Regions from separate parts of the Homo sapiens genome. Here region 2 is linked to region 1. Evidence: chromatin loops called from intact Hi-C (ENCODE). Cell type or tissue: heart left ventricle. All regions are shown on one strand. Each heading gives the region's core, and the rest is flanking DNA. Links, peaks and the distances in the headings are about the cores only.

Region 1 (15,059 bases), core at 4,081-12,080:
GGCTTTAAAAGTGAATACAGTTTTAAATCTTTATTTTTAAATTTTTATTTATTTATTTTTTTGAGACAGGGTCTTGCTCTGTAATCACAGCTCACTGCAGCCTCGACCTCCTGGGCTCAAGTGATCCTCCTGCCTCATAAGTTCTGAGAACTTCTGAGAAGCTGGGATTACAGGTGTGAGCCACCATGCCCGGCCCAAATAATGTTTTTAAAGTTCTTTGTGGCTGGGTGAGGTGGCTCATGCCCATAATCCTACCACTTTGAGGGACCGAGGAGAGAGGACTGCTTGAACTCAGGAGTTCAAGACCAGCCTGGGCAACATAGTAAGACCATGTCTCTACAAAAAATTTTTAAAATTAGCCAGGTGTGGCGATGCACACCTATAATCCCAGCTACTCAGGAGGCTGAGCCGGGAGTACCTCTCAAACCCAGGAAGTCATGGCTGCAGTGAGCTATGATCATACCACTGCACTCCAGCCTGGGTAACAGAGTAAGCCCCTATTTCAAAAAAATTTTGTTTTGCCTTTTTTATTCTCAGTAACTAACACTCATACCCCTGTCCAAACTAAGGGCAGCATGTTCTTAAATGGCTGTGTTTTCAGTGGCTGCAGGCCAATCCTGACGCTTCACCTCCCCTGCCCCATTCCATGATGGCCGGAAGGACTCCTGTTAGTCTTTACTCCCAGTCTAGGGTGAGTGAGGATTAGTCTCAAGGGAAATCATGGGCTTATGGTAATTACAGTAACTCATCACTTCCATATTTCTACATCGGGCCTGCCCTCCTTTATGACTGCATCCTGGTAGAACAGGTGGATGTGATTAGTCATTCTTTAATGCACATTTATGTCCTTTGCCTTGGTTACTAAGATAGATGGGTATTAGGAGTCCTTGCTTTGGAGCCAAGTTATGCCCTGGGGATTTTAGTTAGGCTAAATCCATCAAAGATACTAAAAAAAGTATATGAGATCAAGAAGTAAATTAGCTCTTGAGCTATGGAATGTTCTTCCACAGGATTAGTATTTCACATTGTTTTCATTGTCATTGGGTACTAACTAGGTATAATTTAGTGTTTGAGCAGTTTTCCACCTGGACAGAAAAAACTGCAGTGCACTGACACAATTATATGTCTGCTGTCTACTGCTCTTAGCCAACTCTTAGTAGCCAGAGGCTTTTGTTTACTCCTTGGGGAAGTCATCCTGTGGATTTTATTTTCAGGTGATCTTAAAGGGCAGCAAGGAGCGCAGCACTGGGGCCACTGGAGTTAATGCAGACTCCTCCCGCTCCCATGCCGTCATCCAAATTCAGATCAAAGATTCAGCCAAGAGGACATTTGGCAGGTGAGCTGGAAATATCAGGGAGTTACATTGTCTGCCTTTCCTTTAATGTGACTTTGAAGTATGTTTTCTCAACAACAGGATACCCTGCTACCATGGAGTTCTTCATTGCAGGGATACAGAGTAGAGTTGTTAGCCCTGAAATAAATCATTGTACTAAAGTGTCAACAGTTGATTAACCATGAAGTAATGACCTATTGTTGGTCAACCCTAAGTTATTAAAAGGGACATTGATTGCTTCTAACATGAAACACAGTTTCAGCAGAGAAACAGTAGGGAATGCATCTCAGAGAGCTTACACGCCAAAAAAAGGTAGGGGGAGAAGATTAATCCATTCTTCTTGAAAGAAGCCATAAGACAATTGGATACATTCATTGCCTCTCTGGTGCTCTCTTAGCAAATAATCTGCCACACTGATGGATGAGCCTATTTCACCTCTGAGTAATGAATGTTTTTCTTTTCTTTTTCTTTTTTTTTTTTTTTTTTGCTGGATTGCTGTCCGCAAAAGTTTCTATGTAATTACCTAAGTGGTTACTTAAGTGATTAGCATTGTGGTCATTTAGCCTTTTGGGAAGAATGTTTTATTAATTTTAGTCATACTTTCTCATAAATTATTAAAACCAATAGACATGTTTGAGTGGACAGTACCAGCATCAACTGACAGATCAGAATCTTGTGATACTCTTGGAAAGCTGACACTCATGTTTCTTTGTTTGTAAGATAGGGCTTCACTCTGTCACCCAGGCTGGAGTGCAGTGGCATGATCATAGTTTACTACAGCCTGGAACTCCTGGGCTCAAGCATTCCTCCTGCCTCAGCCTCCTGAGTAGCTGGGACTACAGGTATGGACCACCACACCTAGCTATTTTTTTTTTTTAAGAGACAGGGTGGATGTGAGGGAGATCTGGCTGCGACATCTGTCACCCCATTGATCTCCAGGGTTGAGACGGGGTCTCTCTGTTTTGCCCAGGCTGGTCTCGAACTCCTAGGCTCAAGAGTCTGGCAACAGAGCGAGACTCCGTCTCAAAAAAAAAAAAAAGGTAAAAATTAAGTGGTAGGCTGATGGTGGCTGACATCTGTAATCTCAGCACTTTGGGAGGGCAAGGTGAGAGAATCTCTTGAGCCTAGGAGTTAGATCAATGGGGTGACAGATGTCGCAGCCAGATCGCCCTCACATCCACCCCGTCTCTTAAAAAAAAACATAGCTAGGTATGGTGGTCCACACTTGTAGTCCCAGCTACTCAGCCTACCAGCTAATTTTTACAATTTTTTTTCTTTTCTTTTTTTTTTTTTTTTGAGACGGAGTCTCGCTCTATTGCCCAGGCTGGAGTGCAGTAGCACAATCTCGGCTCACTGCAAGCTCCGCCTCCCGGGTTCACGCCATTTTCCTGCCTCAGCCTCCTGAGTAGCTGGGACTACAGGCACCCGCCACCACGCCTGGCTAATTTTTTGTATTTTTAGTAGAGACAGGGTTTCACCATTTTAGCCAGGAGGGTCTCGATCTCCTGACCTCATGATCCGCCCGCCTCAGCCTCCCAAAGTGCTGGGATTACAGGCATGAGCCACCATGCCCAGCCAATTTTTTTTTTTTCTTGAGATGGAGTCTTGCTGTCGCCAGGCTGGAGTGTAGTGGCGTGATCTTGGCTCACTGCAACCTCCGCCTCCCGGGTTCAAGTGATTCTCCTGCCTCAGCTCCCAAGTAGCTGGGACTACAGGCATGCACCACCATACCCAGCTAATTTTTGTATTTTTAGTAGAGACGGGGTTTCACCATGTTGGCCAGGGTGGTCTTGATCTCTTCACCTCGTGATCTGCCTGCCTCGGCTTCCCAAAGTGCTGGGATTACAGGCATGAGCCACCACACCCAGCCAGTTTTTAGAATTTTTTAAGAGATGGGGTCTTGCTGTGTTGCTTAGGCTGGCCTAGAACTCCTGGCCTCAAGCAGTGCTCCACCTCAGCCTCCCAAGTAGCTGGGTTTATAGGTGTGAGCCACCACACCCAGCTCAGTAATGTATTTTCTTTCCAGAGGATGGGCCAATGTTAATTTCTTCCAGTGGTCACAGAATGCTGGCTGATACAAAAATAAAGCTTCTGGCCAGGCGCGGTGGCTCATGCCTGTAATCCCAGCACTTTGGGAGGCCAAGGCGGGCGGATCACGAGGTCAGGAGATGGAGACCATCCTGGCTAACACGGTGAAATCCTGACTCTACTAAAAATACCAAAAATTAGCCGGGCGTGGTGGCGGGCGCCTGTAGTCCCAGCTACTCGGGAGGCTGAGGCAGGAGAATGGCGTGAACCCGGGAGGCAGAGGTTGCAGTGAGCCAAAATCGCGCCACTGCACTCCAGCCTGGGCGACAGAGTGAGACTCCGTCTCAAAAAATAATAATAAAAATAAAATAAAATAAAATAAAGCTTCACAGAAGTCACTCCTGCTGTGTCTTTTCTCTAGGATCTCTTTTATTGACTTGGCTGGCAGTGAAAGAGCAGCAGATGCAAGGGACTCAGATAGACAGACAAAGATGGAAGGTGCAGAAATAAATCAGAGTCTACTGGCTGTAAGTTGTTCAAAATCTTTAATCTAAAAATCCTTCTTGAAAGACTGCCCATTACATACAGGCAGAGTGGATGAATGTGGGATGGAATCAGCAAAGCAACTGCCCTGTTCTTATGTAGTAATAGAATGCCAGGGTTGGAGATAGAGGGCTGACCAGACAGACTCTCACAATTCTAGGCAACTATTTTCTTCTCTCCTTGCCTTCTTTTCCCCTGGTCAATCCATGCCAATTAGGAACAGAAGTATTTCTGCAGTTGCTGAATGGTTAACTCCGCTAAGCTTTCTCTCTTTCCCCAAGCTTTAAAATTATATTAATTTTTCAAACATAGAAAAGTAGAACAAATAGTATCATGATCTCCCATATACCTGTCAGATTCAACAGTTACCAACATATGAAAAATCTAAGCAACCCCTTCCCTCCCCCTGGTTGGATTATTTTAAAGAAAATCCAGCTGGGAGCGGTGGCTCACGCCTATAATCCCAGCACTTTGGGAGGCCAGGGCAGGTGGATAACTTGAGGTCAGGAGTTCGAGACAAGACTGGCCAACATGGTGAAACTCTGTCTCTATTAAAAATACAAAAGTTAGCTGGGCGTGGTGCCGAGCGCCTGTAATTCCAGCTACTCAGGAGGCTGAGGCAGGAGAATCGCTTGAACCCAGGAGGTGGAGGTTGTAGTGAGCCGAGATCGTGCCATTGCACCCCAGCCTGGGTGACAGAGTGAGACTCAGTCTCAAAAAAAAAAAAAAAAGAAAGAAAATCCTAGTCATCATGTCATTTATTCCATAAATATTGTATATATCTCAGCTGGGCGCAGTGGCTCACGCCTGTAATCCCAACACTTTTGGAGGCCGAGGCAGGTGGATCACTTGAGGTAGATCAGCCTGGCCAACATGGTGAAACCTTGTCTCTACTAAAAATAACCAAAAATTAGTTGGGCATGGTGGCAGGCTGTTACAACCCCAGCTACTCGGGAGGCTGTGGCAGGAAAATCTCTTGAACCCAGGAGGTGGAGGTTGCAGTGAGCTGAGATCATGCCACTGCACTCCAGCCTGGGCAACAACAGAGCAAGACTCCATCTCAAAAAAAAATTTTTTTAAATGTATCTCAAAGAGATACTTTTTAATGTAGCCATAATGCCATTATCTTACCTAAAGAAGTAATTCTTTATTATCCAATAAGTATTATAATTCCTCTAATTGTCCCATAAGTGTCTTTTTATAGTTAACTTGTTCAAATCAAGGTGCCAATAAAATCCTATGTGAGTTCTTATTCCCTCTTTCATTTTTTCTATATCAGTGTATTGGTTGAAGAAAACTGGGTCACTTGTCCTGTAAGATTTGCCACATTCTGTACTTGGCCACCTGCATCTTTGTGTTGATGTTTAACATGTTACTCATTATCCTTTATGTTTCCTGTCAGGTGGCTAAGCTCTATAGCCGTGTTGTTCACTATGGCAGCCACCAGCCACATGTGGCAATTGAGCACTTGAAATGTGGCTGGTCTGAATTAAGATATGCTCTAAGTGTAAAATACACACTGGATTTTGATTACCAAAAAAGCTTGTAGAATATCTCATTTATTTTTTTCATATTGACTACATGCTGAAATAATATTTTGGATATATTGAGTTAAATAAAATATATAATTAACATTAATTTTATCTGTTTCTTTTTCTTTTTTAAAAAAAGATATGACTATTAGAAATTTAGAATTACATATGTGTTTTGCATTTGTGGCTCATGTATTATTTCTGTTGGGACAGTCCTGAATTAGAGATGTGATCAGATTTAGGTTCTATATTTTTTGGCAAAAACAATTCATAGGTAGTTCTTAGATTTTCTGTAGCAATACATTAGGAGATAGAGAATGTCTAGTTGTCTCTCTTTGTGATTTTAAGATTGAAAAGAGATTCAAGTGTTGTCAGCCTAATTTCTCTATTATAAAGTTTCCTTTCAGCCTTTATTTTTTATTTTATTTTATTTATTTTTACTTTTCTTTCCCCTTAGTCTCTGTTAAGGACATGCCATTCAGCCGTTTTTAACCTAAGAATTTTATCAGCCATTGAAGAATCTCATCTATATCTATTATTTTATTAAGAGTTCCAGAATGGTGATATTCTAATTCTAATATTCCTTCTGTATGTATTAGCTGAAAAGAATAATTTTCCCTCAACTATCTGATTTTCCTGACATACAGTTTGTAGTGGAAGCAAGATGATTCTTTAATTTATTCACCACTTTTCAGAATGAGTTGGAGTTCATGTTACCTAAACATAATATGAGTTTGTTTTATTGTTGTTGTTTACCTTTTTTTCTATTATTATAAACTGAAATCATTATATCTTTTTTTGCTGCTTAAATTCAACATATTTAGCCAATAGGAGCTGTTTCAAGAATGTTCCTGTGTCTTTTTGGTACAACCCTACTCGTTCTTGATAGCTTCCTGGCTTTCTGATATGACAAGAGCCTATGTTCTAGGCTCATTTTATACATTTCCCTCTCCAGACCTCGAATCAGCCATTTCTTCAATGAGTCTTGGTTTCTTTTTCTTTCTTTTTCTTTCTTTTTTTTTTTTTTTTCTGAGATGGAGTCTCACACTGTTGCCCAGGCAGGAGTACAGTGGCACAATCTTGGCTCACTGCAACCTCTGCCTGCTAGGTTCAAGCGATTCTCCTGCCTCAGCCTCCCGAGTAGCTGGGATTACAGGCACCTGCCACCACAACCAGCTAATTTTTTGTATTTTTAGTAGAGACCCGGTTTCACCATGTTGGCCATGCTGGTCTTGAACTCCTAACCTCGTGATTCGCCTGCTTCGGCCTTCCAAAGTGCTGGGATTACAGGCATGAGCCACCGCGCCTGGTTGAGCCTTGGTTTTTTTGAGACGGAAATGGTGTTTAGAGACTTCAGTCTGTGTATTAGGGGTGCTTATCACTACTGTGTTAGCCCTTGCTTCTGGGCCTTTTCTGTGGACAGAGCTAATAAATAAGGTGTTATTTTTTGTTTTGAAAAGGAAAAATATATGTGGTATATGTGGGATTTATAGTAATAAATTAGTTTAAGATTGCAGGCCAGGCCCAGTGGCTCACACATATAATCCCAGCACTTTGGGAGGTTAAGGTGGACAGATCACTCGAGCCCAGGAGTTTGAGACCAGCTTGAGCAACATAATGAGACCCTGTCTCTGCAAAAAACTTAAAAATTAGCTGGGCGTGGTGGCACACGCCTGTAGTCACAGCTACTTGGGAGGCTGAGGTGGGAGGATTGCTTGAGCCCAGGAGGTTGAGGCTGCAGTGAGCCATGATTGTACCACTGCACTCCAGCCTAGGCAACAAAGCAAGACCCTGTCTCAAAAAATAAACTGTCTCGTCTGAAGAAAGCCAATGAATAATAATATTAAAAAAATAAATAAAATTAAAATTACACAGTTTTTATTTAATTTATTTAAATGTTTATTTGTCTCTTTTTTCTGTTATGCTAGAAATCTTAGTTCCTAGCAACATTTATTTGCTCTACTTTAATATATATGTATTTCAAAATAATGCTAATATTATTTATAATATGATTAATTCAGTTCAAGATTTTTATCGCAGTTTTCTTTTTAATTGGGTTGTATCCCACTAAGGATGTACAGTCATAATATTATGCTGTCAAATCACCTGAAATAATTCTTCTCTGTGTGTTTAAGCCTGCCAATTTCATAGTGTTAGGTTCATTTGTTTGGTTTTGGTTTTACGAATTGCCTTATTTATTTTGATTTAACCTTATTTTGTAATTATTTTAAAACATTTAGGCCAGGAGCTGTGGCTCACACCTGTAATCCCAGCATTTTGGGAGGCCAAGGAAGGAGGATCACTTGAGCCCAGGAGTTCAGGACCAGCCTGGGCATCACAGGGAGACCCCTGTCTTTACAAAACATTTACAAATTAGCTGGGTGTGGTGGTGCGCACCTGTAACCCAAGCTACTTGGGAGGCTGAGGTGAGAGGATCACTTGAGTCCAGGTATTCAAGGCAGCAGTGAGCTGTGATTGTGCTACTGCACTCCAGCCTGAGATACAAAGTGAGACCCCATCTCTTAAACAAACAGCAAAAAGCAAAAAAAATTATGTGGTTTTAAAGTAAAAATTGTAAAATAAGCCACATTCAAAGAAGTATAGTTTCCATCCCTGTACTCTCAACCTTGTTACCTTCCTCCCCTTGTAAAATCATTTTTCTGTCTATATATATGTTTGCACTCACCCCTTTTCTTAGAAAAAATGCTAACATACTCTCAACACTATTTTGCACTTCGCTTTTGTCACTTAACGGCATCCTCAAGATCACTGCATGACTGTACATAGAGCTCTTCCTCATTCCTTTTTCCAGTTGTATATGCTGCCTTGTGCTGCTCCACATTATTTACTTATTTTTTATCAGAACTGAAGTCTCCAGGTAGGTACATTCTTTCCAGACTTCATGAGGGGTAAGTTGGGAGGGTGAGAGAGGGAGCCAAACTTTTTTTATTTAAAAAAAGAAAAAAAGCTTGTAGGGATTGGTGGCCACGCTTGAATTTGAGTCTGTGAGGAACAGGGTTTGATTACTTGTTCGTTCTCAGTGGAGAATCTTCTCAGTGCTAAAGTTGGGGAATACTGGATAGATTTTTAATAAAAGAGGAAATTTCCTCACACCTGTTTATACCCTGCAGCTTCTTGGATAGAGGTAGGGCAGTTGCGGGCATCTGTGGCTGCTGCTAAGAACAGCCATAGCACACTCTGGAGGCAAACTACCTATTCTTGGTGGCAATTCCAAGGGATTGCTTCCACCTTCTTCCCTCTTTTTTTTTTTTTTCTCTTGAGACGGAGTCTCGCTCTGTCACCCAGGCTGGAGTACAGTGGCATGATCTCAGCTCACTGCAACCTCTACTTCCCAGGTTCAAGCTTTTCTCCTTTCTCAGCCTCCTGAGTAACTGGGATTACAGGCATGTGCCACCATGCCCGGCTAATTTTTTTTTTTTTGTATTTTTAGTAGAGACAGGGTTTCACCATGTTGGCCAAGCTGGTCTCGATCTCCTGAGCTCAAATAATCTGCCCGCCTCAGCCTCCCAAAGTGCTGGGATTACAGGCATGAGCCACTGCACCCAGCTCCTTTTCTTTTCTTTTACTATCTTTTAGCCTAGATGCATCACTCAGAAATAGAAGGTCTCTCCTCCCTCATCTTGCCCCCCACGACCCCCACCACTGTTTCTGATGGGAGTGTTTCCCCTGGAGGTCCACATATCCAGATCTCTGCTGTCCTTATCATGTCCAATGAGCGCTTCTCACTGAGGGAGTACAGCCATGAGCAAGGAACATTCCTTTGCCTTTGGGCCACAGACCCTGCTGTTTTTAAATGAAGGGTCGTTTTTAATTGTGTGTGGTCAAAGTGCTGGCTGTAATCCCAGCACTCCAGGAGGCTGAGGCAGGAGGATCATTTGAGGCCAGGAGTTTGAGACCAGCCTGGGCAACAATATACAGAGACCCCCATCTCTACAAAAAAAAAAAAAAATTAAGAAAAAAATAAATAAAACGAGGGGGTAGGCCTAGGTGATTTCTCAGTTTCCTTCTAGCTCTGGCTCTAGAATTTCTCCTACCCCATTCAGATAGTTTATATCTGAATCTATGCTTGACTCTACGCCAACGGGTGTGCATGTGTGAGCAGGGAGTGGGGAAGTGGATATAGATATTTTGTCTGTTTAAGTGCATCAACAGTTGGGAAGAATGTGAGGAGAGAAAGGGAGCCAGCAAGCCAGAACTACCACCACATGAGCTTGAACTCTGGGACTTGAGGGTAGGTCCCAGCGTCTGTCTGTTCCCCGCCGTCAACTCAGGGGCAGTCCTAGGATCCCAGCCTCTAAGCTGGGAGGCCTTCAGCTAGGCAGCACAGGATGGTGTTTCCCAATCTAGCTTGGTTTCTCTTGTTGAATGGAAACTACAGGCCATTTTGACTTCCTTTTGGAGGATTGTCTGAGTGTGGTTTATTGAAGAAAAACAAGCTTCCTGTGGAGGCGGCATCAGGTCTGTTACTCTCCCTTTGCACTTGATACTTGATGTGCTTGTTCTCCCACTTTGCAGCTGAAGGAATGTATCCGAGCACTGGATCAGGAACACACCCATACTCCCTTCAGGCAAAGCAAACTAACTCAGGTAAAGTTAAATGTGAGCCTTGAGTTTGTTCTGATTCATTCCTTTCTTCCTTATTTCATGTATTTGTTCATTCAGTCGAGCATCCACTGTCAGTAAGACATGATGCTGGGCACAGTGGGGAAAAGAGAAGGAGAGGAGTGAAATTCCATCCAGGAACTCTGTCTACAAGTTGAGTATCATTAATCTAAAAATCTGAAATCTGAAATGCTTCAAAAATCAAAACTTTTTGTTGTTGTTTTTGAGACAGGGTCTTACTCTGTCACCCAGGCTAGAGTGCAGTGGTGTGATCTTGGCTTACTGTGGCCTCTGCCTCCCAGGCTCAAGCAATCCTCCCACCTCAGCCTCCCAGGTAGCTGGGACTACAGGCATATGCCATCATGCCTGGCCATATATATATATATATATATATATATATATATATATATTTTTTTTTTTTTTTTTTTTTTTTTTTTTTTTGGTAGAGACAGGGTTTCACCATGTTGCCTAGGCTGGCCTCGAACTCCTGAGCTCAAACGATCCGCCTGCCTCAGCCTTCCAAAGTACTGGGATTACAGGCATAAGCCACCATGCCTGGCCAAAATTAAAAACTTTTTGAGTGCCATTATGCTCAAAGGATTTCAGATTTTTGGGTTAGGGATGTGCAACCAGAAGGATAATGCAAATATTCCAAAATCTGAAAAAAAATCTGAAATCCAAAACAACTTTTCTTCCCAAGCGTTTCGGAGAAGGGATACTCAGCCTGTCATAGGACTTTAGGAAGGGGCAGACTCAGGCAGGGATATCTTCAGGATGGGGTGGCAGGGGTTCCTTGGGGAGAGCAGTGCTGTTCTGGTCACCACCTTTCTGTTTATTTCCAGTGTATGGTAACTCTGGGCAGGGCACAGTGGCTCATGCCTGTAATCCCAGCACTTTGGGAAGCTGAGGCAATTGGATCACTTGAGCCCAGGAGTTCCAGACCAGCCCAAACAACCTTTCTATAAAAAATTTAAAAATTAACTGGGTGTGGTGGCTCGTGCCTGTGGGCCCATGGTCCCAGCTACTTGGGAGGCTGAGGCGGGAGGATTACTCGAGCCCTGGAGGTTGAGGCTGCAGTGAATTGTGAGCACGCCACTGCACTCCAGCCTGGGCGACAAAAAGAGACCTCATCTTAAAAAAGAAAAGAAAATGTTGAATTAGTGAAATCTCTAAGCCTTTGCATTGAATAGGGTGACGTAGCTACCTGATACTTTCTTGGCTCTAAGACTTAGACCACTGTTTCGGCACAAAAAAATAATGGCTTCAGGCAGTTAAAATGAATGAGCTAGATTTTCTATATGTACTGATAGGAAAGATGACCAAGATCTATTGTGATGTGAAAAAAGCAAGCTGTAGAACAAGGTAATAATGTGATTGCCTATATGATTTCTACTATTACGCAGCCACACAGGGAAAAACGTTTAAAAAGATGCAGAAGAAACAGCATTGGATCTATTTGGAAGTAACAATGGGAGTAAAGGTGAAACTGCAACTTTTCATGTTAAAAGATCATGTACTGTATGACCACTTTCTGTTTTTATCATTTTTAAAATGTGCGACATGGAAAAAAACACTACACAAAAAAATGACATAAATGTTAACTATGATTATTCTTAGTGGAACAAATAGGGTTTTTGTTTTGTTTTGTTTTTCTGTCATGAAAGTGTGCCTCTTTATTAACAAAAAACTCCAGTAGATGTTAAATCAGCATTCATAATGGCTGCGGAAGAGTGGCATGGGAGGGTGTACCTAGGTATAAACAGCTGTGAAGACAGTTGTGGGTGTCCTGGGTTCTTTTTCGCCTTGTGTCCTGTGCACAGTGGAAGACAGACAAGGTAGAGAGATGTCTAGGAGAAGATTTTTTTGTATGCTGCAGGATGAAGCCAGCCCCGCACATGGGCAGAGTTTTATTCTGTGCAGCTAGAGTAGCGGCTCCATAGTACTTGGGCAGAACCTGTAAAAACATAGTTCCTTACCCATCACAGTTGGTGATCTGTAGGTTAGGTCTTCTCAAACATGATTTTAACCAGGGACCCAGGAACCTACTTATAGGTGGTTAGTCCTGATTCTGGCATTGGCTCTGTTGCTTTTTACTTATTTATTTATTTATTTTTGAGAGGGAGTCTCACTCTGTCGCCCAGGCCGGAGTGCAGTGGTGTGATCTTGGCTCACTGCAACCTCCACCTCCTGGGTTCAAGCGATTCTCCTGCCACAAGCCCCTGGAGTATCTGGGACTACAGGTGTGTGCCACCATGCCTCACTAACTTTTGTATTTTTAGTAGAGACGGGGTTTCGCCATGTTAGCGAGGCTGGTTTTGAACTCCTGACCTCAGGTGATCTGCCCGCCTTGGCCTCCCAAAGTGCTAGGATTACAGGCATGAGCCACCGTCCCCAGCCAGCTCTGTTATTTTTTAAGACAAGTTCCCCATTTCCAGAAAATGTGTTTCTTTTTAATTAAAACATAAGAATTCCAATTGTACATACAAGTATAAAGAAGAAAGTAAAAGATAAAGTCCCAGACCTCAGTGATAACCACACACTGCTACGTTAGTGAACTTCCTTCTAGTCATCTCTCTGCCCGCATAGCCTCATATGGATCTGCTTACGGAGTTATGGAGTCATACACCTTTTTCCCTCGAAGATAGAAGCTTTAGATATCTTTCTGTGTTCCTAAGTACAGGTATAATCATTTTTAATGGTTTTATTATATTCAGTGTATAATTATTTAGTTTGTTCCCTGTTTATAGATACCTAGATTTTTACTAAATATTACTATTATAAATAATGTAATGAATATCATATATACTTTTTTTGGTCAATTGGGCAATTATCTCCTTAGGATAAAGTCCTAGAAGTGTGATTGCCAAACCAAAACATACTTTTTCCTGTTTTTGAGACAGGTTCTTGCTATGTTGCCCAGGCTAGTCTTGAACTCCTGGGCTCAAGCGATCCTCCTGCCTCAGCCTTTTGAGTAGCTGGGACTACAGACAGGTGAGTGCCACTGTACCTGGCTTCTTTTTACATTTTGATACATATTGCCAAACTGCCCTCTGGAAAGCTTGTCCAGTTCATGGTACATGCTAGCGTAGAAGAGTACTCATTTCCCTGGACCCTCACCAAGGAATGGCATCGTTAGTCTCTTAATCTAATGAGTTAAAAATATTGGTTTTTTTAATGGTTTGTTTGCATTTTTTGGATTAGTGATGTGGTGAGTACCTTTTTCTGTGTTTATTGGCCATTTGTATTTTTTCTTTTGTTAATGTTAATTACCTTTTTGTGGACAGAAGGGAACTATGGCCCAGCATCCTGCACCTAGTAAGTAGTCAGTATGCACTTTGTTAATTGACTTCACTCATTGACCTGCCTTCTGTTTTGGACAGGTCCTGAAGGACTCTTTCATCGGCAATGCCAAAACCTGCATGATCGCCAACATCTCACCAAGCCACGTGGCCACTGAACACACTCTCAACACCTTGCGCTATGCTGACCGGTAAGTCAGCTCCCAGATGGCAGGTTGTGTGTAAGTGTGCATGTGCATGTCTGTGCAGCACGCGTGTGTGAGCATGTGTGCACGCGTGTGTGTGTGCAAGTGCATGCACATGTCTCTCCCACTCACACACACATAGGGATCTGACCTTGAGCGCCACAGCCTTGTTCTTGGCAATTAGTCATTTGAAGACTGTGACCTGGTAGGCCCTGTCACTTTGCAAGCATGACAAGAGGAAAATGACACATTCCCTTGTTCAGGAGTTAATTCTGTCAGTGGCTTTTAAATGGCTAGTGAGAAGTGAAATATTAATGGGTGGAAGGCTCAGTGTTGTTTTCTTCCTGCTGGCCTCAGCCCAAATTGTAAGAGATAGAAGACATATTACTTGTCAAGGCAGAATCACTTAGAGCTATCTGTGTCCAGAAGGGCCCAACCCAAACATGTTAGAGGATAAACTGAGGTCCAGAGAAGGGTAGGATCTTTCCAAAGGCTCACTAGGAGTTGGTGTCAGAGCCAGCAACTCTTGACTGCCTGGCCAGGCCTCTTTGTGGGTGACTGTGGTATCTGCTGGGATCCCTTCCATCTCTCACCCTGTGGTCACATGTGCTCTCCTAGTAGGTAAGATGTTTTTGATTGCCATGACTGGGAAGAAGTGCTACTGGCATCTAGTGAGCAGAGGCCAAGGATGCTGCTAAACATCCTTCAAGAAATAATTATCTGGTACAAAATGTCAATAGTGCTAAGGTTGAGAAACCCTGGGAATAGACAAGTCATTTTTCCTTTCATGGAATGAGCACAAGCCTGTGTATTTCTGGAGGTTTTGCTTCCTGAGGTCCCAGCAGGTTTGAGGGAACTCATCTTCCTAGAGAAGCCTGAAAGGGGGTGGTTTGCAGAAAAAGAGGACTCTGTGGAATTGCAGGTAAGTGGTGGACACGAACTCCTGAGTTGGCCTCTCTCCAGGAAGCAGTGTGGGCCCTGCATAAACACAGTGCACTTCTGAGACTGGCGTCTCTGGCCTGTCCCTTACATGGGGCTGTGGTGATTTCCAAAAGGCTTCTTCTGATCATGGAATGTTGGGTGCATGCTTACATCCTCAGAGAAGACACTGTTCTTTCTCGTTTGTTTTTTAAAGACAGAGTCTCACCCTGTCACCCAGGCTGGAGTGTAATAGTGTGATCATGGCTCACTGCAGCCTTGAACTCCAGGGCTCAAGCAATATTCCCCGCCTCAGCCTCCCAAGTAGCTGGGCCTACAGACACGCATCACCATGTCTGGCTAATTTTTTTATTTCTAGTAGAGATGAGGTCTTGCTCTGTTGCCCAGGTTGGTCTTGAATTCCTGGGCTCAAACAGTCCTCCTGCCTCAACCTCCCAAAGTGCTGAGATTACAGATGTGAGCCACTACAACCAGCCAACACTGCTCTTTTTCATTCAGGTACAGAGGGATATCTCATGCTGAAACAGAATGTTCCCTTTTCCTCTTATTCTATCCCAGATAAAGAAATAACTCCCAA
Region 2 (15,059 bases), core at 2,559-10,558, 55 kb before region 1:
TTATGTGGCCCAGTACACCCTACATAATCTGGCCCCTACCTTTCTCTCCTCTTCTCATACTATTCTCCTTCTCACCTACTATGCCAGCCAACCTGTCCGTGTTTGATGGCTTGATTTTGCCATGCTCATTTCCACCTTTGGGCTAATGTGCTCACGTGGAACCCTCTTCCTCCTGATTTTTACATAAGTGACTCCATGTTATTTCAGGTTTCACCTCAAATATTCCCTTCTGAATGAAGCCTTCTCTGATCATCCAATGTAAAGTAAGCCCTGCACTGGGCTTTATTCTTCGGTAGTGATTATCATCATCTAAAACTACCGCTTATTGATTATTAATTATCTCTTCCCATTAAAATAATAGTGTCATGAGGGCAGGGACCTTATCTGTTTTTTGGGGGGTTTTCTTGAGACAGGCTCTTACTCTGTCGCCCTGTTGCCCACACTGAACTGCAGTGGTGTGATCATGGCTCACTGTAGCCTCTGACTCCCAGGCCCAAGCAATCCTCCCACCTCAGCCCCCCAAGTAGCTGGGACCACAGGCATGTACCACCATGCCCAGCTAATTTTGTTTATTTGTAGAGACAAGGCCTCACTATGTTGTCCAGGCTCATCTCAAACTCCTGGGCTCAAGCAATCCTCCCTCAGCCTCCTAAAGTGTTGGGATAACAGGCATGAGCCACTGTGCCTGGCTGACCTTGTCTGTTTTGTTCACTTATATTCCTGGTGCATAAAACAGGGCCTATCTCATACAAGTCTCTCAAAAAATATTTCTTGAAGATTGGATAAAGTTTCCTCTTGGAACTGTAACCATATCTGTGTCCATATCAATTCATTTGAGTAATACAAACTTGCATAATTTTGGTGTCCAGGAGCAGTGACTCAGGGCACCAGCATCTCTGTCACAATTTTCCTGAGTAATCAAATTACCCTGATAAATAGTTTCTACCACCCGTTACCACAAACGATATCAAATGCTTTTATAGAGTTTTAATATACTGTAGGGATATTTATTCATTAAACAATTATTGAATATTATTTCCAATCACTCTTTTATTTATTTATTTATATTTTTTTCTGAGATAGTCTTACTCTGTTGCCCAGGCTGGAGTGCAGTGGCGCAATCTTGGCTCACTGCAACCTCTTCCTCCCAGGTTCCAGCGATTCTCATGTCAGCCTCCTGAGTAGCTGGGATTACAAAGTGTGTGCCAACATTCCCAGCTAATTTCTGTATTTTTTGTGGAGATGGGGTTTCACCATGTTGACCAGGCTGGTCTCGAACTTTTGGCCTCAAGTGATCCACCCACCTCAGCCTCCCAAAGTTCTGGGATTACAGGCATGAGCCACCGTGCCTGGCCCCAGGCACTGTTTTAGAACCTGGGTATAAAAAGACTAATAAGACATATTGCTTTTTTTTTTTTTTTGAGACGAAGTCTCACCCTACTGCCCAGGCTGGAGTGCAGTGGTGTCATCATGGTTCACTGCAGCCTCAACCTCCTGGGCTCAAGTGATCCTCCCATCTCAGCCTCCCAAGTAGCTGGGACCACAGGTGTGTGCCACCATGCCCAATTAATTTTTATTTATTTACTTATTTATAGAGATGGGTTCTCCATATGTTGCCCAGGCTGGTCTTAAACTCCTGGGCTCAAGTGATCTTTCTGCCTCAGCCTCCCAAAGTGCTGGGATTACAGGTGTGAGCCACTCTGCCTGGGCAAGACACATTCCTTGACCACAAAGAAATTATACTCTATTAGGGGAAATAGACATAATCAAATAATTATCATATAATAATTATTAATATAATTAACTGTAATAATAGAGATATGCAAAAGGTATGATGCAGACACGGAAGGGACATCTGATCACATTGGGGGAGACCAGAAAAGACCTCATTTGTTGTTATAATCAGTAAGAGGTAGACAGGTAAAGGGAAGTTTGATGATAGTGGAGGAGGCCACTTAAGAGCACAATGTGAATGAATGCACAGAGAAATAAAACGGTCTAAGAAGTTGACTAAACTGTAGAGTGAGGAAGGGGCTAGATTACAGAAGGATTTGTGGGTCATGCTTAGGAGTTTGGACTTTGTACTATGTGTAGATGATAAGATACCATTGAAGGGTTTTTAATAAGGGAGCAGCATTGTTATAACTGCTTTCAAAAGAGTGATCTGGCTCTACAGTCTGGAAGATGGTTTGAGGAGGGGCATAACTGGAGGCCAGGAGAACAGGTATGAGACGTGTAATGAATAGGTGGAAGATATGGGGCTGAATCACCAGAGCAGTGGTGGTAGAAATAAGGATAGGAGAGGAGAAATTTGGCAAGTATGTGGGAGATTAAATTGGCTGGATCTATTGATTAGTTTTGGGATTAAGGGAGAAGAAGGCCTCTAGGATGCTTTCTCGTTTAGTTCTGAGTGACTGCATGAATGGTATTTTCACCCCCCTTCCAAAGAAGAGAGAAGTGGAGGGGCAGATTTTGTCAGGAGGTATAATGAATTCTGTTATTGACAAGTTCAGATGCTCGACTGTGGAGACATTTTTATAGTGATTCCTGCTGTTTTTGCTGCAACACATAGCCATGAGATTGTCTGTGTTACTACGAGGTGAACTAAAGTTACATTGGGATTCTGGAAGTAACCCACTTAATAATATTGCACAACGTCCAGACTAAAGAGACTAGTTGAGATTTCACCAGCAATGAGGGGTGGTACTGTGTCTATTACAGTCTTTTAAATTAGCCACTTGCTTATGTGAGATTTGATTAGTTAAAACTAGTGGTGTAGAATTATGTAGCCAATATATGGCTATCTGATCACTTTCTAAAACAAATTTATGTCATGGTTTTGAATAAATTAAATTATCTGTGCCTCAGTTTCTTTATTTGTAAAAAGGGAGATGATACTAATTGCCATCTATCACAAAAAGTCTTGGAAGATTATTCAGGTAGCACAATTAATTACATGTTAATAATTTTGATTACAGTGAAAGAAATTATTGTTTTAGTCGTTCTTTGCTTTCTCGATGTCACTCCTTTGGAAATAATTCCTGGTCCCATGGTGGCAACAGTTCCCAAAGGGACTGAAAGAATGTCATCTTGGTAATTTATGAAAACTGATTGTAACAGTTATTTTTCTGATTGAACATGTGAAATATATTCTGTTGAAAGTATTTTATGACTGCAGTGTGGCAAAATCTGCAAATGACAACGTCCTGCAGTCTGTCAGAGCAAGATTTTAAAAATAAAGCACTGAATTTAAACCCAACATTGGTTACCACCTGTTACTGAGAAGTCTTTCAGAATTAAATGTCTATATTTAGAGAAAGTAATACTTGGCACTGGTTTAAGATAACTAGGTTCTAAAATTTTGTTATGTTTATTTTTAGGTGATTGCTCATGCTTTTCACCAAATGTAAAAACGTAGTAAACTCTTTGTGGGGCTCTTGAGGGGAATTGTAGTAATTGTAGAGCATTAGCTACTTAACCATAAACAAACTTGAAACTATTTTTTTTCTGTTAAAAACAGAAACAATTTCTTGAAAACTACTTTTTAAAAATGGATATAATTTACATGATTTATATCCCCAAATCCACATCTTGCCTTAAGAATTCTATTAAGTATCATATATTCTAATTCCTTTGCAGCAGCTGTTTTAAGCAGTTGTCTAGTATCATCTGTCTTCTGTTGAGATCAGTAGTCTATAGATAGAAGAATCCCTAGAGTTTGAAATAAGTTCCCTTGTAGGGGGAAAAGTGTATACTACATTTTTCACCCTTTAATCTCTCACTGATAATACTGAATTTATTGTGTTCTTGGTGACCTTATGCCTAATATGGGGTACAGAAATGTTTTAATAATAAAATTGATTGAAAATGCTGATTTTCTTTTGTATCAGTTTCTTTAATTTGTTTTTTGGAGACGGAGTCTCACTCTGTTGCCCAGGCTGGAGTGCAGTGGCGCAATCTTGGCTCACTGCAACCTCCGCCTCCCAGGCTCAAGCAGTACCCCGCAATATCAGCCTCCCAAGTAGCTGTGACTAAAGGCATACATCACCACACCCAGCCAATTTTTATATTTTTTGTAGAGATGGAGTTTCACCATGTCGTCCAGGCTGGTCTCAAACTCCTGGGCTTAAGGGATCCAACCACCTTGGCCTCCCCAAGTGCTGTGATTATAGGCATGAGCCACAGTGCCTGGCCTTGTATCAGTTTCTAATAGTCCAGCGGGCCCAGTGACTTTGTTAGCAACTTCTTTAAAAGTGATTATTATTAGGCTGGGTGCAGTGGCTCATGCCTGTCCTAGCACTTTAGGAGGCCAAGGCAGGAGGATTACTTGAACTCAGGAGTTTGAGACCAGCCTGGGCAACATTGAGACCTCATCTCTTAAAAAAAAAAGTGATCATTATTAGTGTTTGTCTAGGGCTAGATGGGTTGGGGGGAAATTGGGAGTGACTACCACTGGGTACTGGGTTTCTTAATGTAAATGAATAAAGTTGGTTGCTATAAAGGGACTAGGAGCAGGCAGGACCATGGGGTGTATTAGAAGAGTATATGCCCTTCTAAAGGGGACAGCCACTACTCTGTTTTGGTCTACTACTTCCTTATCTAATTGCAGGCCCGATATAACTACATCTTTTAATTTTCAGGAAAAGCAGGAACTGGGTATTTTTAATTGCTCCTAATTTTTTAAACAGTACAACAAATTAAAAAAAAATTTAAACACTTTGCAAGCCAGACTGCAAAATATGAAGATAATCCTTCATGGACCAAATATTATAGGCTAGATCAGCTACAGATTAGATTATCTCTGTTGACCTGGCTAGCTGTAGGACTCCTTTTAAAAAAATCTTACAAAAATATAATGTAGGACAGGCACAGTGGCTCATGCCTGTAATCCCAACACTTTGGGGGCTGAGGCAAGAGGATCGCTTGAGCCCAGGAGTTCCAGACCAGCCTGGGCAACATAGGGAGACCTCATCTCTACAAAAAATAAAAAAATTAGTCAGGTTTGGTGGCATGCACCTGTAGTCCCAGCTACTTGGGAGACTGAAGCAGGAGGATTGGTTGAGCCCAGGAGTTTGTGACTACAGTGAGCCGTGATTGCACCACTGTACTCCAGCCTGGGCGACAGAGTGAGACGCTTTCTCTAAAAAAAAAAAAAAAAAAAAGAAGAAGTATGTATGTATGTATAGCTTTTTTTTTTTTTTTAATGCTATCGGTAGATCACTGTGCCTGTTTTGTTCCAGACACTTAGTGGGTGCGTTACAGAACCTGTCTCCTGCAAATGCGTAATCAGTACACTTGTAGAGAGTACTTTAACATATCTAATTTTACTGTCAATGCCTGTATACATTATTTCAATTTTAAACTTGAAGAAGCAGAGACTCATAGATGTTAAATAATTTGACCATGTATCACACCTGGTTCTTAGCAGAGACTGACTGAGTCCTCGGTTTTTTTTTGCCTCCTAATCTAGTAATCTGCTATACTAGTTACTACTGCGCAAACACTTTGGTAGTCTACTGACAGATATTTGAAATAAAAATCTTATTTAACATCTTGAAATAGAAAAAATAAACCATGTAGGTATTTTGCTCCCTGTTCAATTCCATCTCCCTCCCTACAGAATAAGAATGTGTTTGGTGGCAGTGGTAGTTTAAGGGCCTATGTTTATTGGATGTCTCTGATGTGTTATACCAGTGCTTTAGTGTTAGTTACCTTCTGAATCTAGTGACATGTCAATAATTATGTTAATCTATTTCTAAGAAGGATGGAGGGAGGTCTTACAATAAAATACGTAACTACAAAGAAAACAGTGAATAAAAATAAAAGCACACATTTGAACAATGCAGATATAGCTAAGTACATGGAGAAGGGTCATTATCCTGGTAAGCCTGTCTAAAGAGATCTAGAGCAAAAATCCTGGGGTACAGGTAAAATAAAGGTCATTTCAGTAACATTTTGGCAACCTGAATTCAAACATACTTAAATTTGTGGAAAGAGAAAAATTAGTTTAGGTCCTCCCCTCTCCCCTCCTTCCCAAGGGAGATCTGTAGCTATTTGTAGGTTATAGCCTTTTTCTTTTTTTCCTTTTTTTTTTTTTTTTTTTTTTTGAGAAGGAGTTTGATTCTTGTCACCCAGGCTGAAGTGCAGTGGTGCAATCTTGGCTCACTGCAACCTCCGCCTCCTGGGTTCAAGAGATTCTCCTGCCTCGGCCTCCCGAGTAGCTGGGATTACAGGTGCCCGCCACCATGCCCAGCTAATTTTTGTATTTTTAGTAGAGATGGGGTTTCGCCATGTTGGCCAGGCTGGTCTCGAACCCCTGATCTCAGGTGATCCGCTTGCCTCTGCTTCCCAAAGTGCTGGGATTACAGGCACGAGCCACCCTGCCTGGCTGGTTATAGCCTATTTCTTTTCTTTTTCTTTTTTTTTTTTTTTTGTTGGAACATTTTATTGAAAAGAAAAACTGTATAAATAAGTTCTTGGTTTGATAGTAACAAAGGCTTATGTTCCCCCTTCCCTCCCCATCTTTGAAGAACTAAAAAAGAAACAAAAAGTTCATCCCCATGACGCCATTCTTGACCAGAGTCTGCCCAGAAGCCTGTCCTGTGAGCTCTTTCTCGATCTGCCTCAATGGGGCCAGGTCATTCTGGGGATGCCTGGTCCCAGGGGCTGCAGCACCTAGTTTTGTAGTTGGGAGAGACTGGGATAGAGCTGGGGAGGTGGCTGAGGTGGTTTAGTGTCAGGAGAAGAGGGCTGGCTGACCCCCCTAGCTCCATTTGGTCTCACAGGTGAGAAGGTACTTGGCTATAAATATGAACACTGATTGAGGCAGGCTTGATCTGGGACTTTGAGGGCAGGCAGGATGATTATGGCCCAGGTACCACAGGATGTGGAGTTTCTGGGCTCAGCATCATGGTATCTGGGGCCCACGTCCAAGTGGAGTAAATTCTAGCTGGGAAGGGCCGTTCAAGCACACGGGAACCCTGGTTTGTTTGTCCACCCCCACCCATGGAGTATCCAAGCTGGTACCTCACCTCCCCCGAATCCCAGTAGCACCCATGTGTCTCAGAAGCCTTTGGCTGCCTCCTGCCATCCTGTGTGCACCCTGAGGCCCTAAAACTCGTCTTGCATCTTGTCAACCTTAGGCCGGACCAGGTGCCCAGTGAACAGCAGGGAGCCGCTCTGGGTGTCCCACACCAGGAAGATGAAGGGGTGGTCGGAGTAGAACAGCTTGGGGCTGCGCAGCTCCTTGCTCCCATAGATGTCCTGGTCAAAGGAGTTGCCGTCTGTGTCCAACTCAAAGGCGGTGGCGTGGAACACGCTGGTCAGGTACAGGTCCTTCTTGTGTGGCATGCGTGACAAGTTTGCCTTGTTCTTGTCAATGGCCTCAGTCAGGCCAAGCCTAGCCAGGAGTTTCTGCAGGTCATGGGAACTTCCACCACCCGCTTGGGCAAGGAGATGGCGACAGGCTTCTGCTTCTTCCCCATCCAGATCTTCAGCTGCTCTTTGGTTACCAGCTTTTTAAGGCCTCGAGGGGCTCCACGTGGTGGGGCATGAGGATGATGAGGCTGGAGAGCTTGTGGGCCAGGGGCATCTCCACGATTTGCAGCTTTTCCTTCTCATTGTCATAGTAGTTGTAGAGGCCTGTCTGGTGCATCACCATGACACCCACGGTATAGAACCGAGTCACCATGAAGCCACGGTTTTCCACCATCTTGTGGTGGAATTTCTCATTCCAGTGTGGCTTGAAGAACATGGTGTTGACAAGCAGGGCGCCATCCATGCACTCCATGTCCTTGGTGACCTTGGGCAGCTTGCCGTCGGTGGTCTGCACGGCCCACTCGTGGATGGACTGCAGCGCACTGCGCTTGTCATGGAAATTGATCTTGGAGTGCTCGCAGTTGTAGTGCTGCTTGCTGCTGCGCACGAAGTCATCAGCGAAACTCACTGAGCTGGGTCCCTACAGGCGACTGCACAGCTTCCAGGTCACGTTGCGCGCGGTGGAGTTGCTGAGTGAACGCAGCGGCTCGCCCACGCCGGCGTGCACCTCCTCGTCGCTCAGCTGCTTGGCACTCAGCACTGCCTTGGCCTCCGACGCCGTGGTCGCCTTGCCGCCCAGCGACACGAGCCCCAACGACGAGGCCACCACCACGGGCGACACCAGGATGTTCTCCACCGCCTGGTCCTTGGCCATGGCCTGGTACAGGCTGAAGGCCAGGCCGGCGCTGTGTTCGGCCAGCGTGGCTGCCTTGGGGCTCAGCTTCTCTGCGGTGCCAGGAGCTGCTGTGGCTGCAGGTTTCTTCACCTCGGTCGCCAAGGCCACCGCCAGGAGGCAGAAGGCGCTGAGGAGCAGGAGGGAGCGCGTGGCTGGGAGGTGGTTTGCGTGCACCACGATGGACCTGTCAGGGCTAGGTCAAGCTGGGTTGGGCTGGGTTGGGCTGGGCTGGCTCCAAGACGGGAGTCTCGCTCTCGAGCCGCGACACGATTCTACTCTTCTATAGCCTATTTCTATGTAACTTTTACAACTTATAGCTGAGGGTTACCTATATGTTCATTATTCATGTCTTTTTTTTAGGGGCGGGGTCTCACTATGTTGCCCAGGCTGCATTATTCATGTATTTATCTTGTTAAACCACCAGCTTTAGACTTGTTTGTTCTCCTCCCTAATTTTCTAATCAGGCTTCTACATGTTGAGGAAAGGATTCTTAAAGCAATCCTTTGCTCCCATGCTCCCCTAACTACTGAAAAATAAATCCAATAATACAATTTGAATTAAAAAAAATTAAGATTTTAAGGGTATGGTAGTATGCCCCCTTATTCAAGGAGGATATATTCCAAGACCCCCGGTGGATGCCTGAAACCATGGATAGTACCAACCCCTATTATAGGTTATGCATTTTCCTAAGTCTAGAACTTTCATTCTTTCACTTAAAGGAAGCACTATGGCTTCTCTTTGGCATATCTGAATTGCCAACATTACTACTCTTTTGCTTTGGGGCCGTTATTTAAGTAAAATAAGGTTACATGAACACAAGCATTGCAATACCCCACAGTTGATCTGGTAACCAAAATGGCTACTAAGTGACTAATGAGTGGGTAGTTTATGCAGTGTGGATAGGCTGGACAGTGGGATGATTGACATTCCAGGAAAGGGGAGCCAGTATTGTGAGAGATTTTAATCGTGCTACTCAGAATGGTGCACAATTTAAATCTTACAAATTGTTCCTTTCTGGAATTTTTCACTTAATATTTTTGGACTGGTTGTCTAAGGGTAACTGAAATGGCAGAAAGCTAAATTGGAGGACAGGTACTACTGTAACTTACATTGAAATTGTCAATCTAAAAACAACAACCAGTAAATAAGCACTTTTTTTTTTTTTTAAGACAGTCTCCTTCTGTCGCCCAGGCTGGAGTGCAGTGGCGTGATCTTGGCTCACTGCAATGTCCGCCTCCCACGGTCAAGTGATTCTCCTACCTCAGCCTCCAGAGTAGCTGGGATTACAGGCGCGTGCCACCATGCCTGGCCAATTTTTTTTTCTTTTTTTTTTTTGAGACAGAGTTTCACTCTTGTTGCCCAGACTGGAGTGCAATGGCGCGATCTCAGCTCACCGCAACCTCCACTTTCCCGGTACAAGTGATTCTCCTGCCTCAGCCTCCCGAGTAGCTGGGATTATGGGTGTCTGCCAACCACGCCCAGCTAATTGTTTTGTATTTTTAGCAGAGACGGCGTTTCACTATTTTGGCCAGGCTGGTCTTGAACTCCTGACCTCAGATGATCCACCCGCCTCAGCCTCCCAAAGTGCTGGGATTACAAGCGTGAGCCACCGTGCTCAGCCGCCCGGCCAATTTTTGTATTTTTAATAGAGACGGGGGGTTTCACCAGGCTGGCCAGGCTGGTCTCGAACTCCTGACCTTGTGATCCACTCGCCTCAGCCTCCCAAAGTGCTGGGATTACAGGCATGAGCCACCGCGCCCAGCCAGTAAGCACTATTTTTACTTTAGGAGTTTGCTTCAACAGAGTTTTTAAAAACAGAATTCTGACTTAACAATAAATAACATTTTTTATATAAAGCATCTAACATAGTGCTTGGCATAAAACAGAACTCAATACATTTTAGTTTAATCAGATCATCAAAGTAGTATGGATGTGGACTATCTGCTGACATAATGGAATTAGCCTTTTATATAAAATGCTTTTTTAAACCATATGAAGTGTTCAGAGTGAAGTTGGTAACATTGTGGATATTTGGCTTCTTAAAGTCGTAAGGGCCCTGAGGATGTTGCCATTACTTTGGGTGATGGGACTCGTAAAGAATTAGGAAACTCAGAGAAAATGGCTCTATGGCCACATAAGCAGGTGTCATGGAATCTTTTAATCACTTCGTTGCCTTGGGCAAAACAGTAGACATAATGGAACTTTTTTTTTTTTTTAATAGAGTCTCGCTCTATTGCCAGACTGGAGTGCAGTGACACGATCTCGGCTTACTGCACCCTCCACCTCCCAGGTTCAGGTGAAACTCAGCCTCCTGAGTAGCTGGGATTACAGGCACTTGCCACCACACCCAGCTAATTTTTGTATTTTTAGTAGAGACGGTTTCACCATGTTGGCCAGGATGGTCTCGATCTCCTGACCTCGTGATCCACCCACCTTGGCCTGCCAAAGTGCTGGGATTATAGGCATGAGCCCCCACGCCCGGCCGATAATGGAACATTTCTAAAAAAATTTTTTTTTTTGGGGGGGTGACAGAGTCTTGCTCTGTCACCCAGGTTGGAGTGCAATGGCACAATCTCAGCTCACTGCACCCTCTGCCTCCTGGGTTCAAGTGATTCTCCTACCTCAGCCTCCTGAGTAGCTGGGATTACAGGCGCACACCACCATGCCTGACTACTTTTTGCGTTTTTAGTAGAGACAGGGTTTTGCCATGTTGGCCAGACTGTTCTCAAACTCCTGACCTCAAGTGATCCCCTGGCCTTGGCCTCCCAAAGTGCTGGGATTACAGGCATGAGCCACTGTGCCAGGCCCATTTCTAAATATTTTAAATGAACAGAATCTAAGCAGATACTATTCACTTAAAATATTTGTTGCACACCTATCTAGCACAATGCTTGACTGAGTGGGATCATACTGCTTTTGTCTTTAATAATTCACACAGTAGTACAAGGCAGAACCATCTTACATTATCTCTGGAACAAGACTGGCAATAATTTTTTTTAAAAATGAGTATGTATGTCATAAATGCCGTATCAGTTTTATCATCAAAACTCTGCAGGAGTTTAGAGAGAAGTCACATTTCCCTGAGGTATTAATCTAGTCAAATATTTATAATAGTATGGATTGTTTTTATGGCTGTAACATATAGCATATGAAAATGTTTATGTTAAATTAAAACATAGATTGCAATATAGTTATGAGTACAGTGTTATATACAATTTTTTAAAAGGCTAGAAAGACACCAAGATCTTAAGAAACAATTGTATCAGGTCAATTTGGGGAGGCTGAGAGGGAGGAAGGGAGGTGAAATTAGAAATATATATAATTTTTTATTTAGAAATATATGTTTAAAATAAATAATACAGTCACATAGTTTCAAAATTTAAAAAATAAACTGTTTTAGGTCTTGCCCTGGGTGATAGAGACACCAGTGACATAGAAATGACAATAGGAAAGGTAATAATAACTACCAGCATTTAAAAGTATACAGTAGTTTCCTTCCCATAATCACCCTCTACCACCTACTTCCCCTCACCTCCTCAAGACCACTATTATTGTGCATCCTGCAAGTGACGTTTTTTGTCTGATAAGCAAAGATATAGATTTATTATAGATCATTTATCTCTCTCTTTTACAAACTGTTCTGTACCTTGCTTTATTAACAATATATTGGACAGCTTTCTTTTTTAAATAACATTTTACAGTTTACTTACTCTTTGTAATTGTCTCATAGCATTATTTCATTAAATGGACTATCATAATTTATTTCACCAGTCTCTATTCCATGACTTTGCTATTACAAGCTGTGCTGTAATGAATAACATTATAGTTAACGTCATTTTGTACTTGTACGTATTATCTGAAGGATAAGGATAGGTTCCTAGAGGTAGAATTGCTGGATCAGTGCATTTGCATTTGTAATTTTGATAGATATAAATCAGTGGCATGCAATCATAATCACCTAGGGAACTTTTCTGAAGTTGTTATGTCTGCCTTTCCTAAAACCTGGGAGTTATTTCTTGTTGTTTTTTGGTTTTCTATAGATCTGGGATGGGGCTCAGGTATCTATATATTTTAAAGTGTCTAAACTGGGCTGGGCATGGTGGCTCATGCCTGTAACCCCAGCGCTTTGGGAGTCTGAGGTGGGTGGATCACTCGAGGTCAGGAGTTCGAGACCAACCTGGCCAACATGGTGAAACCTCCTCTCTACTAAACATACAAAAAAATTAGCCGGGCGTGGTGGCGCGCGCCTGTACTCCCAGCTATTTGGGAGGCTGAGGCATGGGAATTGCTTGAACTCGGGAGGCGGAGGTTGCAGTGAGCCAAGATTGCACCACTGCACTCCAGCCTGAGCAACAGAGCGAGACTGTCTCAAAAAACAAACAATAAACAACAACAACAAAAAAACCCAAGTGTCTAGAGTGATTCTGATGTTTATCTCAGAAGAAAGAGGAGAGGCTCAACATTGTAAAATGGAATGTGGTACGCAGAAGCATATTTAGGCTTGGCTCGGTGGCTTATACCTGTAATCCCACCGCTTTGGGAGGCTGAGGCAGGAGGGTCACTTGAGCCCCAGGGGTTTGAGACTAGCCCGGGCAACACAGGGAGACCCTTTCTCTACAAAAAAAAAAAAATGTAAAAATTAGCCACATGTGGTGGTGCGCACCTGTAGTCCCAGCTAGTTGGGAGGCTGAGGTGGGAGGATCACTTGAGCCCAGCAGGTTGAGGCTGCAGTGAACCATGATCACACCACTGCACTCCAGCCTGGGCAACAGAGCAAGACCATCCCTCAAAAAAAAAAAAACAAAAAAAAAAAAACAGATAACGGGGGAAGCTATACATGTGAGAGGCAGGGGATATATGGGAAGTTTTTATACCTTTCACTTATTTTTGCTGTGAACCTAAAATTGCTCTAGAAAATAGAGTTTAATAAAAAATAATTTTAATCTGGGCATGGTGGCTCACACCTATAGTCCCAGTTACTTGGGAGGCTGAGATGAGAGGATCACTTGTGCCTACAAGTTTGAGTCCAAAGACCCTATCTCTAAAAATAATAATAATAATAATAATAATAATTTCTAAAAAACTTGTTTTAAAAAATTATTATTATTTAAAGAGAGATATTGCAGTTATCTACTGCTGTGTAGCAAATTACCCTCAAAACTTAGTGGCTTAAAACAATTATCATTTTATTTGCTCAGAGTTCTGTGAGTCAGATATTTGGGCTGGGCTTTGCCCAGATATTTGGGTTGTTTTTTCCTGATCTCACCTGGGGTCACTCATGTGGTTGCAGTCATCTAGTGGTGCCACTGGGCCTGGATAGTCTAAGATGACTTCTTTCACATGTCTGGCTTTGGTGATGGCTGTTGGCTGGGCCCTTGAGGCCTAGGCATGGAAGTCGCATAGCATTACTCCTACCATATTGTATTGGGCAAAACAAGTCACAAGGCTAGCCTAGATGAAATGAGGGAAGAAATAGACTTCACTTCTTCATGGAAGGACCTGCAAAAAATTTTTGGTCTTTAAAAAACAAATCTGCCTTCACAAAACAAATCTACCAGCCAGTGTGGTGGCTCACGCCTGTAATCCCAGCACTTTGCGAGGCTGAGGTGGGTGGATCACCTGAGGTCAGGAGTTCGAGACCAGCCTGGCCAACATGGCGAAACTCCTTCTCTACTAAAAATACAAAAATTAGCCGGGTGTGGTGGCACGCACCTGTGAATCCTAGCTACTCAGGAGGCTGAGACAGGAGAATTGCTTGAACCTGGAGGCGGAAGTTGCAGTGAGCCAAGATACCACCACTGCACTCCAGCCTGGGCAACAGAGTGAAACTCCATCTCAAAAAAAACAAATCTACCACAAATAGAAGGCCAGGATTAGTTTAGGATGTGTTACTCAGCCCATTTAGCCTTTTAGCCTAAGTAGTATTTCCCCCAAAGCTAATTATTCAACGTTCTTTGGTTATCTTTATTACCTTGCCCTCACCTCTTTCTCTGTTTCTGCTAGAAAGAAGATGAAATAGAAATTAAAACGAAAACAGGAAAGTTGTACCACTAGTTACCTAACTGAATTTTTGAAAACTCTGAATTATGAAACCATTTTAAAAAAGAAAATGTACTGTATTTACTTTTGGATATTCTCATGAACTTGATTAACAGTGATATAGAGAGCTCAGGATCCTGACTTTTAATAATAGACCAGGATTATGTGTTATTACCACATTATTTGTTAGTATTTAATTAAATATCTTGATATTAAAATTTTTTAAAAGATACAACTATTTAAAATCTTGACCTTAGTATTAATTTCCTGGGCAAATTATTTGATTCATATTCTGTACAGGTAGAGATCGATGACCACCTTTTGGAATGATCTGAAATCCTGAATTGGCTGATGCTGAATTGATGATGTCTTTACTTCTATTTAACTAACTTTTGCCAGTACTCAGCAAATGCAAATGCTATCTTCCTTTGAGTTACATTAGTTTATAATCCTCTGTGGTATGCCATTTAATTCTGCTTTTCATTCTGAAAGAGTTCTTAGCCCCTGTTCATTATTCATGGGAAACAGTTGTGCAGCATGCCTTGACATTAAGTTGAGCATCTAAAATTAGTCCTGCTACAATCAGTTGTTGGGAACAAGGTTTCAATAGTTGTGGCATGTGTTAAGTAGACATTGCAAGGTTGGAAGGAACTCCCTAGAAATAAGTAAGTTATGTGTTATGTATGTGTTCATTTGTGTATCTATGTGTATATATATATGTGTGTGTATATATATGTGTATATATATGTATATATACACATATATACGTATATATGTATATATATACGTGTATATACATATATACGTA

Evidence for each region. A loop is a pair of places that touch in the nucleus more often than their neighbours do. Peaks named below come from ENCODE experiments on the same cell type or tissue, not always from the same donor. Only the 100,000 strongest peaks of a DNase experiment are listed, where the experiment ranks them.
Region 2: it touches region 1 in a loop (2.3-fold over the local background); 16 of 110 quality-filtered maps call a loop at or near these places.

The regions. Positions count from the first base shown.
Region 1 is chr9:34,258,086-34,273,144 of GRCh38, reverse strand. It overlaps KIF24 (kinesin family member 24), which reads left to right. Exons shown (of 13, transcript NM_194313.4): 7 at 1,215-1,336; 8 at 3,783-3,888; 9 at 9,973-10,044; 10 at 13,440-13,549. Among named protein-coding and RNA genes, the nearest start is that of KIF24, 64 kb to the left of the region's middle. In heart left ventricle, for the core only: no CTCF peak of the experiment used is centred there; no DNase peak of the experiment used is centred there.
Region 2 is chr9:34,311,707-34,326,765 of GRCh38, reverse strand. All of the region lies in intron 1 of KIF24 (kinesin family member 24), which reads left to right. It also overlaps the pseudogene SERPINH1P1. Among named protein-coding and RNA genes, the nearest start is that of KIF24, 10 kb to the left of the region's middle. RefSeq lists an enhancer at 7,476-8,141. In heart left ventricle, for the core only: no CTCF peak of the experiment used is centred there; a DNase peak (open chromatin) is centred at 7,216.